Regions from separate parts of the Homo sapiens genome. Here region 2 is linked to region 1. Evidence: chromatin loops called from intact Hi-C (ENCODE). Cell type or tissue: PC-3. All regions are shown on one strand.

Evidence for each region. Hi-C counts contacts between places; a loop is a spot of excess contacts. Peaks named below come from ENCODE experiments on the same cell type or tissue, not always from the same donor. Only the 100,000 strongest peaks of a DNase experiment are listed, where the experiment ranks them.
Region 2: a loop joins it to region 1, with 6 times the contacts of the local background. A loop is called at or near these places in 42 of 110 quality-filtered maps.

The regions. Positions count from the first base shown.
Region 1 is chr11:35,482,978-35,487,977 of GRCh38, reverse strand. All of the region lies in intron 3 of PAMR1 (peptidase domain containing associated with muscle regeneration 1), which reads left to right. Among named protein-coding and RNA genes, the nearest start is that of PAMR1, 40 kb to the left of the region's middle. RefSeq lists a silencer at 1,990-2,039. In PC-3, CTCF peaks have their summits at 245 (motif pointing left), 1,883 and 2,095 (motif pointing right); DNase peaks (open chromatin) are centred at 2,147 and 3,367; H3K27ac peaks cover 1,460 bases.
Region 2 is chr11:36,263,736-36,268,735 of GRCh38, reverse strand. No RefSeq gene overlaps it. Among named protein-coding and RNA genes, the nearest start is that of COMMD9, 23 kb to the left of the region's middle. In PC-3, CTCF peaks have their summits at 2,323 and 2,522 (motif pointing right); a DNase peak (open chromatin) is centred at 2,535.

The sequences.
Region 1 (5,000 bases):
TAGGTAGCATATCTTGTTTGTTAGTAATTATATGGTAGGAACTGTGCTGAGCACTTTATGTGCCATGTCTTGTTTCATCTGTACAATCACCCTATGAAAATACATACTCCCATTTTATAGATAATGAAACTGAGGCTCAGAGCTGTGAAGTAACTTGCCTGAGGCCGTACACTTTGGGGTAAAGCCCAGGACGATTCCAGACCCCTTACTCTTGTTCTTAACCACAGTCCTAGTCTGCCTCCTGCTGGTGAGTTCTCCCGTTTTCTCTGGGAAGTAGGGAGTGAAATATCTGCTGAGAATGAGTAGAAGTGAGGTTGGGGCTTGAAAGTACCAAAGGTTTGGGGCAGCCACTTGAGGAACAAGAAAAGGCACCAGCTGGTGTTAAGCTTAAAGCATATCCAAGCGAGACGGAGGACCCAGTCGAAGCCAGAGTTCCTAGGGAGGTGATGCAGTCAGTTAGGACGTTGGCTGATGCTCTCTGGAAGTGCAGCAGCAGAAGGGAGTAAAACCAGTTGTTTTGTTGATCCAAGAATAAGCTGAGACATGACTGACCAAGGATCCCAGCTGGGAAGGACATGAAATCAGAAAGAGCCTGGTAGAGGGGCAATAGGGACAGGAGGTCTTAAGTGGAAAAGCAGGCTTGGTGGTAATGAAGTAATGGAACACATAGGTGGAATGGGTATTATGGTCAGAGAGTAGAGTTTCTAAGTTGAAGCTTTCAGGGATGGTGGTGATAAAGTGTTCAGTTTTTTTTTTTTTTTTCTGGGTAACTAACAATCTCAAAGGACAAATGTTTGTTCTTTCTCATGGGTCTGTGAGTTGGCAGGCATTCCACTGATTTCAACTGGGCTGACCTGGGCTGGTTGTGCTCCAGGCTGCAGGGCTTAGGCAGAAGGGACAGCAACCATCAGGGGATGCTCTTCTCAGGGTGGGTCGCAGAAGCACAAGAGGTCAAGCCAAACACACAGGTGCACATAAGGCCTCTGCGCACATCACACTCACCCATATTCCACTGGCCAAAAGAAGTCACATGGCTAAGTTCCCAATGAGTGAAGTAGGGAAGTATATGCCATCCCAAAGGAAGAGGGGTGGATAAATATTTCTAAACAATACTTCAGTCGCTCCATGTGAGTAAGGGGGTTTGTTCAGGGTGCAGGGGACAGGAAGGAAAGAATATTTGCATGCAAGAAGTCAATACAGCAAATGGTAACAAAACAAGGATAGCAGTCACCCAAATGTTATGAAACAGAAAATATTAATATTCAGAAATCCTGAGCATGTGTCTTTTTAAATAGCACCTACTGGTCAAATCTTGGGTTGCACCTTGGTGTAAGACGCTGTTTATGGAGCCTCATTGATTGGGCTGGTGATTGTGTCCATTTGAGGGTCCAGGCTTTCTCAAGGACAGCAGAACTGGCTCAGAGCAACCAGTCTATCACCTAGGCAGGCAGAACAGAGAGCTCACACCTTCGTGCATTAATCTACCCATCCAGTCAAAAGATATTTCTTGAATGGATGCTTCTAGGTGCTGGATGTACAATGATAAGCCAGACGGGCATGGTCTCTGACATCTTAGAGCTTGCGCTTTAGAGAGGAGATTTTTTTTAAAGTTAAAAAAATAGAATGTGGTCAATGCTATGAAATTGAAAAAACAAACTAATGGTCAGATTCTATCCGATCTGTGTTGGTTCAGTTTTGCTTGTTCAATTACGTTATGCTTGTTCTGAGAGCCTCATTCCACACAGTGTATGTTACCACTGCCATGAGCACTGATGGAGCATTTCTTATGGAGCACTGGGCTGGTCACCAGGGAACACAATGATTCCGCAATGAGTTTACAATCCATCTGTGAAAACAGTGCTTGACCATAAGAAGACATCAATATGATGTTATTAGGTTCTTATCACCCTCACCTCATACTGGCACTAAATAAATGTGTAGGGAATTCATAGGAAGAAGTAATTCATTTCACTCTTTGTTGAATGCCTGCCTGGTGCTGAGCACTATGCTGCCTGCCTACGTTAAGGGTCGCCTACATATGGCTGGGACACAGCGCCGGAGCCCCATGGCAGTGCAAGCATTTTCCCACTAGATGGCGCCCAAGCGATCCTTTCAGACAACGTTATCCTGAAGGCGCTTCCTTCTGAGTGTCTCTGAAGAGCCTGGGCATTTTTTTTTCCTGAGTACCATACAGAGCCTTAGAAGGAGGGAGGAGTGGCGGGCAAGTGCCAGAAGGATCAGAGCTGTTTTATATGTGGGTTAGAGAGCATCTGGCACTGAACAGATGCAGTAGCACCTTTATTTGCTCACTGTCCTTGACAATGTTTATATTACTAACCTAACTAATGACAACCTTAAAATTCATTATGGAATTGATTCATGCATAACCATTGGCAGGTTGTATTATCCAGGAGGATGGGCAAACGGCCTGAGGCTATTGAGCCCAGGAGAGAACTTATTCACATCTTTCTGCCCAGGAAAGATTGGTTTAGTAATCTCAGAATATCCAGACTAAGAGCTACTGGCACTTTATCGCCATTAAAAAAAGAGCTGTTCTTTCTACCTTTCTCCACTCTTTAATGTAAAACCTTCAATTCTACAGAGAGTTGAAAGAATAGTATACATCCATATGCTCCTTTCCAGGATTTGCCACTTTTTATCATTCTCCAACATCTGGCTCTCTCTCTCTTTTTCTGCACTTTAAGACTCATGAATTTTAATTTTTTTCTGTTTCATAGTGTTATCATAATTTTTCTTTTGATGCTTAGATTGTTTCAGATTTGGCCCGTTAAGCAGGCTGCACCTCATTTCTCCTTGAGCACTTACTTGCATTCTACCCCTGACCCTCAAATGTTTTAAGTTCACCTTGATTTTCTATGCCCAGGTCTTGAAACAAGCTATTTCTCCCTGCATCCTGGTTTCTTATAGTGGGAAATTGTATTTAGGAACTGCGATTTGGGTGCTGGCTATTAGAGGTGCTGATATCCAAAGTCGAAACCAAGGCTTCCTCTTAGGGTTTCTTAAACTCAAAAGTTGCGTTCTGAAGTGGAACCACTCTGCTGACTTCCACTGCTGACCACTGGACTGGTGTTGGTTTAGCTTGGCCCTAGGCTGAGTTCCTTGGCCATCAAAAAAGATGAGCAGCAGGAGGGCCCAAGAGCGACCCAGAATGCCACACTTCTAGCTGGCATGGCAGTGATCCCAGCCTTTCAGTCCCTGAAGGATACTGGGCATCTAAGGAGGTTAGGAAAGCAACCCAGATGAGAGGATTTATGGGGAGAGATTATAGGTCCTTAATACATTTATCTTCTTAGTCATATTTTGGACAGAGGCAGAGAAACAGAGGAACTGGCCATAAGCCATGCCCAAAAATGTTTGTAGGGTGAGTTATCGGAGAGGAAGAGGATTTGTGCAGGCCGATTCCTGAGCCATAAGTAGGAATGATTAAGAGCAAACTTAAGGGGAGTGGGGAGAAGGCTTACAAAGCTGTGTGTTACTGACTTTCGGGGCTGCCCTCCAGGGGAGCTGCGGAATCGCCTAGGGTGGAGTTACTGAAAGCTGCCTCATCTCGCTCCAGACTTTTGTGTCCTGATGCTCCCAGAAAAAGAACAATGCTCAGGTCGATTCAAACTGGGGATGGTATTAGGTGGCAGTTAGCAGCCTGGGCTTGGATTTGAATCTCTGTTTCTTTCCTGGCTTTGGGCAAGGTTACCCAATCTTTGTGAATCTCAGTTTCCTCATTTACAAAATTGGGATCCTCATAGTGGCCTTGAGAGTTTTTGTGAAGATTAAGTGAAGAACTGTCTATAAATCCCTTAATATGGAGTCTGGTATATAGTAAGTGCTCAATAAATGGTGGATAGAGTCTGGTATATAGTAAGTGCTCAATAAATGGTGGATGCTATTCTTATAATCCAGAGCCATGAAATGAGCTCTATTTGTTAGTTGTTGTTTTGGGTGGCAGGGGAAGAAATCAATATAGGGCCAGAGAAGAAAGATAATAAAAGAGAAGCCTTTAAGGTTAGAGAATACACACTGGGCACAAGGAGGTAGTCTTCACCAGACAAAGTATTGTATGGCAAATAGTATTTTATATTTTATGTGCTGAAGCTCTTTGACCACAGAGAATTCATGTTTAAATCTTTGCAGAGGATTTTATGTTGTTAAAGAACTCATCAATCATAGCTCAGCTTCTGGTGAAGGTATAGAAGGATGTGAAAGACCTTCCCTCCTGCTCAAACAGTAAGAAATCACTAGATTAAACCAAAGAAAATAACAGTTTTCATTAAAACCATAATATGAAATCTAAAAGAATTTAAACTCCAGAGGGGTGAATTCTTCCAGGATGAGCAAGAGATTCGGGATGCTTCATACTTGAAGGCAGCTGCTGCGGTTGGGGGCAGGGCAAGTGCAGGAAGGGGCCTACCAGAGAAGGAGGAGGAGAAGACAGGAAAACTTTTGAATCTATGGGCTGACCAGTTGAACTTAAATCTAGAAGAGACTCCAAGGCAAAGACAATCCTCTCCACCAAGTATTTTATTAAATGGAATTTGCCTGTGCAAGCAGAGGCTGGAATGAGGCTACGAAGCAGGAGATCTTGGGATGTTGTCACCTTGCAGCTTTATAAGCTTGTGGTCTCAAAGTCTCACAGTCTCATGGGCTCACAGCTTCCCAGTCTTGTAGTCACAGGAGTGCAGGAAGCTGGGGGAAGGAGGAGATGAAAATCAAAGAGAGATTTCCTTAGGTTTATGGGGTTTGAATTTCAAGGCTCTTCTGGTGAGATTATAGCTTCAGTCCTGCCCCAAATCAGCTTAACCCTTGATTGGGTCAAACTGATTCATCCCTGATCAGTTCTCCCACCAGCCTAATAGAGGAGAGGGCGTTTGCAATCAAAGGAAACAATAGATCTCTTGTTGTGAACAAGCAAGGAAATAAGATCTACATTCAAGAGAACAACCAGTCAAAAGAAATAGAGCATGGGTGATGAAATGGAAATTTTC
Region 2 (5,000 bases), 780 kb before region 1:
GTCCAGCGTGGTGCGAGAGGCTCTCCGTTACTTTGTTCAGTAAGCTGAGATGTTATCAGAAGTGACAATTTTTAAAAAAATTATTATTTGTTTTAATATTTTAATCTGGAAGCCATTGGCTACCTGGCATTTTGAAAGTTTTCCAGTGGTTGAACATTTACAAGAACAATTGTGAACCTGTGCCTGTTGGCTTCCAAATACTGATCGTTCCTAAACATTCTCTTACCAGCATAATGTTGACCTTTGCACAACTTCCTTCTTTCTTTGGTGCTCACATTTCTGTGATTTAATCGTCCTTTTTACAAGTACTTTAAGAAAGAAAAAATAAAAAAGATTTTCTAGTAGTATTCCCTGGTTGGTGTCAGAGGACCCTAAACTCTAAGGAGAGGGAATGGTTCTTTATTTGGGGAAGTGTCAAGAGCTCTTGAAGGTTAGTCTGAGAGGCTGAGTTTCTATTAGCCTCAGGTCCTTGGGAAAGTCTCTAATGGGCTTTTAGGTCTCATCTGTAAGTAGAGATGATAACTACTTAAGTAATGCATCTCATAAATTTACAGTAAACTGCATAGACCCACAGGCTGAAGAATGGAACTTTCTTGGCTATTGTTATCAATGTTGAACTAGCCATATGACCTAACACACATACCACACAGTAAAATACAATACTGTCCCAACAAACTGAATGATAAAGGATTTGAGAGATGCTCTGGGATATCAGAGGGCATGGGGTCATTGTTATACACATGCTGGATCCCCAGCTCAGGGGATGGCCTCTGCTTAGAATTTCAGGAACTCTGATAAAGCTCTTACTCAAGATATTTTTGCTTATTTGCTTATTAAACATCAGGGAGCAAGAGTCACTGTATTAGGATATTGATTTGGCTGCTTTAACAAAAACCCAGTTTCCATGGATTAAAGAATTTAGAAGTTTCTCTCTATGTAAAAGTCTGAGCTGGTAGGGGCTTTGAGTGGGTAGGATCGTTCTGCTCTGGTTTATAGACTCAGAATCCTTCCATCTTGTTTCACCAGCCACCAAGTATTGCCCTCATTGCTGTGAGCAAAGCCTGTGCCCCATCACCCTCCAAGTCTATATCCCAGCCATGGGAAAGAGGGAAGGGGAAGAGGATGAGGAGGAGGAGGGTATACCCCAGAAGTTGCCACGTTATTTTCACTCATATCCCACTGGCCTCAATCACATGATCTATACTTAGCTGCAAGATAGGTTGGGAAATACAGTCTCTGCTGGGTGGTCTTGTGTGTAGCTAACACATTGGGGTGGGGGAGGGCAGGAGAATGAGCTAGTGGGTTTCTGTATTTTACTGAAATAGAGCAGATAGTGAGAGACAATTCACAGGTACGGTCATAAACACCCACTCAGCTGACTACAGCTCAGTGTGGCTTAATTTATCAGTTGCTTTCCTGGAAGCAGCTTTTCTGCAGGAAGAGAAAAGAACAGAAAGGAACTATGCAGTGGTGGGGAGGAGCAGGTGGTGATGTGGGTGCTTCTTGAGGACAGAGACCATGTCTCATTCACTCGGTATCCATGATATCTTCCACTGTGACTGGCGCACAGTAGATTGCCCCATAAATGTCCCTTTGCATCCCACTTCTTCCACAAACTCACAGGATTTGACCTGTGTAGTAAACCATGCCTGAATTAGATTGAATGCAATAGAATGGCAGACTGACAGAATTCACGCTCACTTGAATTGCTCGTCCTAAATCGACCTCAGCTGGGCCCTAATTCACCAACTAGGTGATTTCATCATTCTCCAGCTTGCTTTCATTCTCCAGCATTGATTTCTGGCCTTTATTGGTTTTGAGTCTGTGAGCGTGGGAGATTTGTTCATAGCAGTCTCCCAGCCACACTATTTGGCTTGGGTAGGAAGAGGTAGGGATTGGGAACTCTGGATGAGGGTAGGAAGGAGCTGCTGCTGAGGTGGTAAGTGGAGGGGCAGACGTGGATCTTCTGAGCTCCTGCCACTGTAGAGTTCAGGGACCAGCACTTCCAAGGGGTCAGCAAAGTCTCCAACTGCTGGAGGAGGGCAGGAAAGAGGCACTAGCCCTGGGCCTGAGCAGAGGTGGCAGCATGGTCACCAGGGCTTTGCCCCGCCATGCCCTCTCTCTGGAATGCCTTCCCTTAATCCTGGCCTAATTCCTATTCATCCTTCTGGATTCAGGAGCAGCACCTAACAGGGGCCCAGGAAGTCAAATTAACTGGCCTGTCTTCCCCACCTGCGTTTTCTCCATCATTCCTCAGCACACTGCATTTTAATGGTCTGTGTCTGTGCCTTCCCCCACACACTGTTCACCTTTCTGTTCCCCACACCTGAGCGCACAGATAATGGGCAGCTTCTGTGGGTACCGAGAGTTTCCTGGCACCAGCTGAACTGGAAGTGTATCCCTGGGGCTACTTCTATAAAAGACATTATTGGTCAAGGGGCCATACCCTGTTTGGTGACCCAAGGTTCTCATGCGCAAAAGCCAAACCTCACCTGGGCGCAGCTGGAGCTTGCCCAAGATGCCCAGCAGATGGCGCAGTCGTCCTCCTTATCTTCCCACCCTGGCCTAAAATCGGAACAAAGACCAGGGAAGCTGAGGGAAGGTGGGGTAGTGGGCAGGCCTCTCCTAGAACCCCGCAAGGGGAGACGCTTCCTGCAAAAGAAAACCTCAGGCCCAGACCCTTCACCTAACAGAACTCTCCTGCTCAGGCCCTGGGCAACATAGGCAGAGAAGGCAGAAGACAGAGCAGGCAGCGCAGGCCCACCCAGGGCACCCATTCAACCCTGCTCCCCAGACCCAGCTGCAGAAGCCCCCAGGGTCTCCTCGGTGCTTCTGAAATGCCACCATTAGGGCCCATTAGATACAACTCTTCCAGATCAGGTTTTGCTCATGGCAACCATGCAAGTCCCACAGTCAGTCCACAGTGGAACTTTCTACACCTGGACAGGTGGTGGAGCCAGGATTCAAATTTAGGTCTGCTTAGAGCTAAGTCTCAGTTTCTCATCTCTAAAAGGGAGAGATGGAAAGTACTTTTTCCTGGCAATGCAGCTTGGAGGGGATTCATTGTACATGAAGGTGTCTGAGAAATAAAAGATGCCCAGTGTTGGTTTAACTTCAAATATGTACACAGGTGCCTCCACTGGGGTGAGCCCTTCCACACATCAGAGGACTCATCAGTTCTTTTCTGAGAGTAGGTTTGATGTGATGGGGTTGGGGATGGGGGGACATGGCAAGGAGTCCTTGTCACCTCTCATCTGGACGAGTCCAAAGGCCTCCAAACTGGTTCCCTGCCTCCCATCGTGCCATCCCTCTCACCCCGCCTCCCATCCTTCCTCCTCATTGCTGCAGGTGTCTTGCAAATGGAAATCTGATGTCACTCTCCTGCCTAAAATACTCAGAATAAAGCCCAAACTCAGAAAAATATTATTCAGTGTCCTTTACAACCTGATTTCTGACGACATTTTAGTCTCATGAAATAAAATTAAGAAATGGACTTAAATCAGAATCAGCAGTGCCAGGGCCAGGGGCTGGAATGGGTCCTGGGTGATGATTCGGGTCAGCTCTGGGCCTCAAGGCCAGAAGCAGTGACAGGATGAGGAAGAAGGGAATGAGAGGGCTTGGTAGCCCGCATTGTCCAATTCTCGATCTGCGTTTTCTCAAGGGCAGGGCCTGGGACAGTGCCTGTAGTTACAGATACTCAGTCAGGATTTGTTGAATGCATGTAGGAATGAATGAACAAATGAATGAAAAAAATGGCTATCCTGACTGGGACTAGGGTTGACTGAGTGGTCACTCAGTCAGTGCCACCAGCCACTGCCTTTTGCTAACCTCAGAGGCTGGAAGGGGCACTGCTGGAGGACAGTGAGGCTAAGGAGAAGAGAGCTCGTCTCAGCTGCACCATCTGGGACCCAGCTCTAGGGGTCTGGGTAACAGTGACATCAAGAGCAGAAATCCTAGAGCCTGCTATGCCCACAGCCTCTGAATGCTTGTCCCAAACCTCCCAAGAAAATCACCCGGGCTGCAGAGCCCCAGGGAACCCCCGTGGTCATCCAGGGTGCATGGGCATGACTGCTGACCATCTGTTTCCCAGGATGGATTTCTCCCTGGCACAGATGGTGAATCCAGACTCCTCTCTCCCATGTCAAACAGCCAGCTGTGGAAGACACTGCATTGCTGCAGTCTCTGCCTGGTCTCTCTCGTGACCCCATTTTCCACATCATTCGCCTCCACTCCTCTCCACATGTTGGTTTCATTTCAACCTTACCCAAAAAGAACTCCTCCCTCTGGTTGGTCTGTTGAGCCATCTCACAAAATGAAATTCATAGCGTCTGAAGCAGTGGGAAACTCTTCTCTTTGCTTGTTTAGCAGAGACATGGGTATCCCTTCATCCCCCTTCACAACCTTAGCCCATCCTCATCATGATCTCTCACCTGGAATACTGGATTAGCCTCCAAAGGGCACCCTGCACTGGCCTTGTCCTCCCCAAGTCCAGCCTTCCCAGTGCTTTCCAGAAAGTAAACTTGATCTGGTTTTACTCGCTAAACCTGGTCCCACCTTCCCGGGCTTCTCCATCTTAGTAAACAACAGCTCCAACCAGAGACGTGGGAAACATCACTGCCTCCTTCTCTGCCTGCTGCTATACCCACCTTCCTCCCATTTAATCCATTAGCAAGACTTGCTGGTTCTCTCTCCAAAATATACTCACATTGGTCCATTTCTCTCCATCTCTGCACCACCTTGGTTAATGACTCTGTCATTTCTCACCTATGGTAGCCTCTAAGCATGATGACATCTGACACCCTCTGCCTCCTGAGCTCATAACACTTTCCTCAGCACTCCATTCACACCAACCTTCCTTCAGTTCCAAGAGTCCTCCAAAGTCTTTCCAGCCGCAATGCCTGTGCACTCACTGCATCCCCCACCCACCCCTCGCCCTGCTCCAAACTGTAACACTCTTTCCCCTGCTCTTGAAAAGACTGGGTTCTTCCCATTTTTTTAAT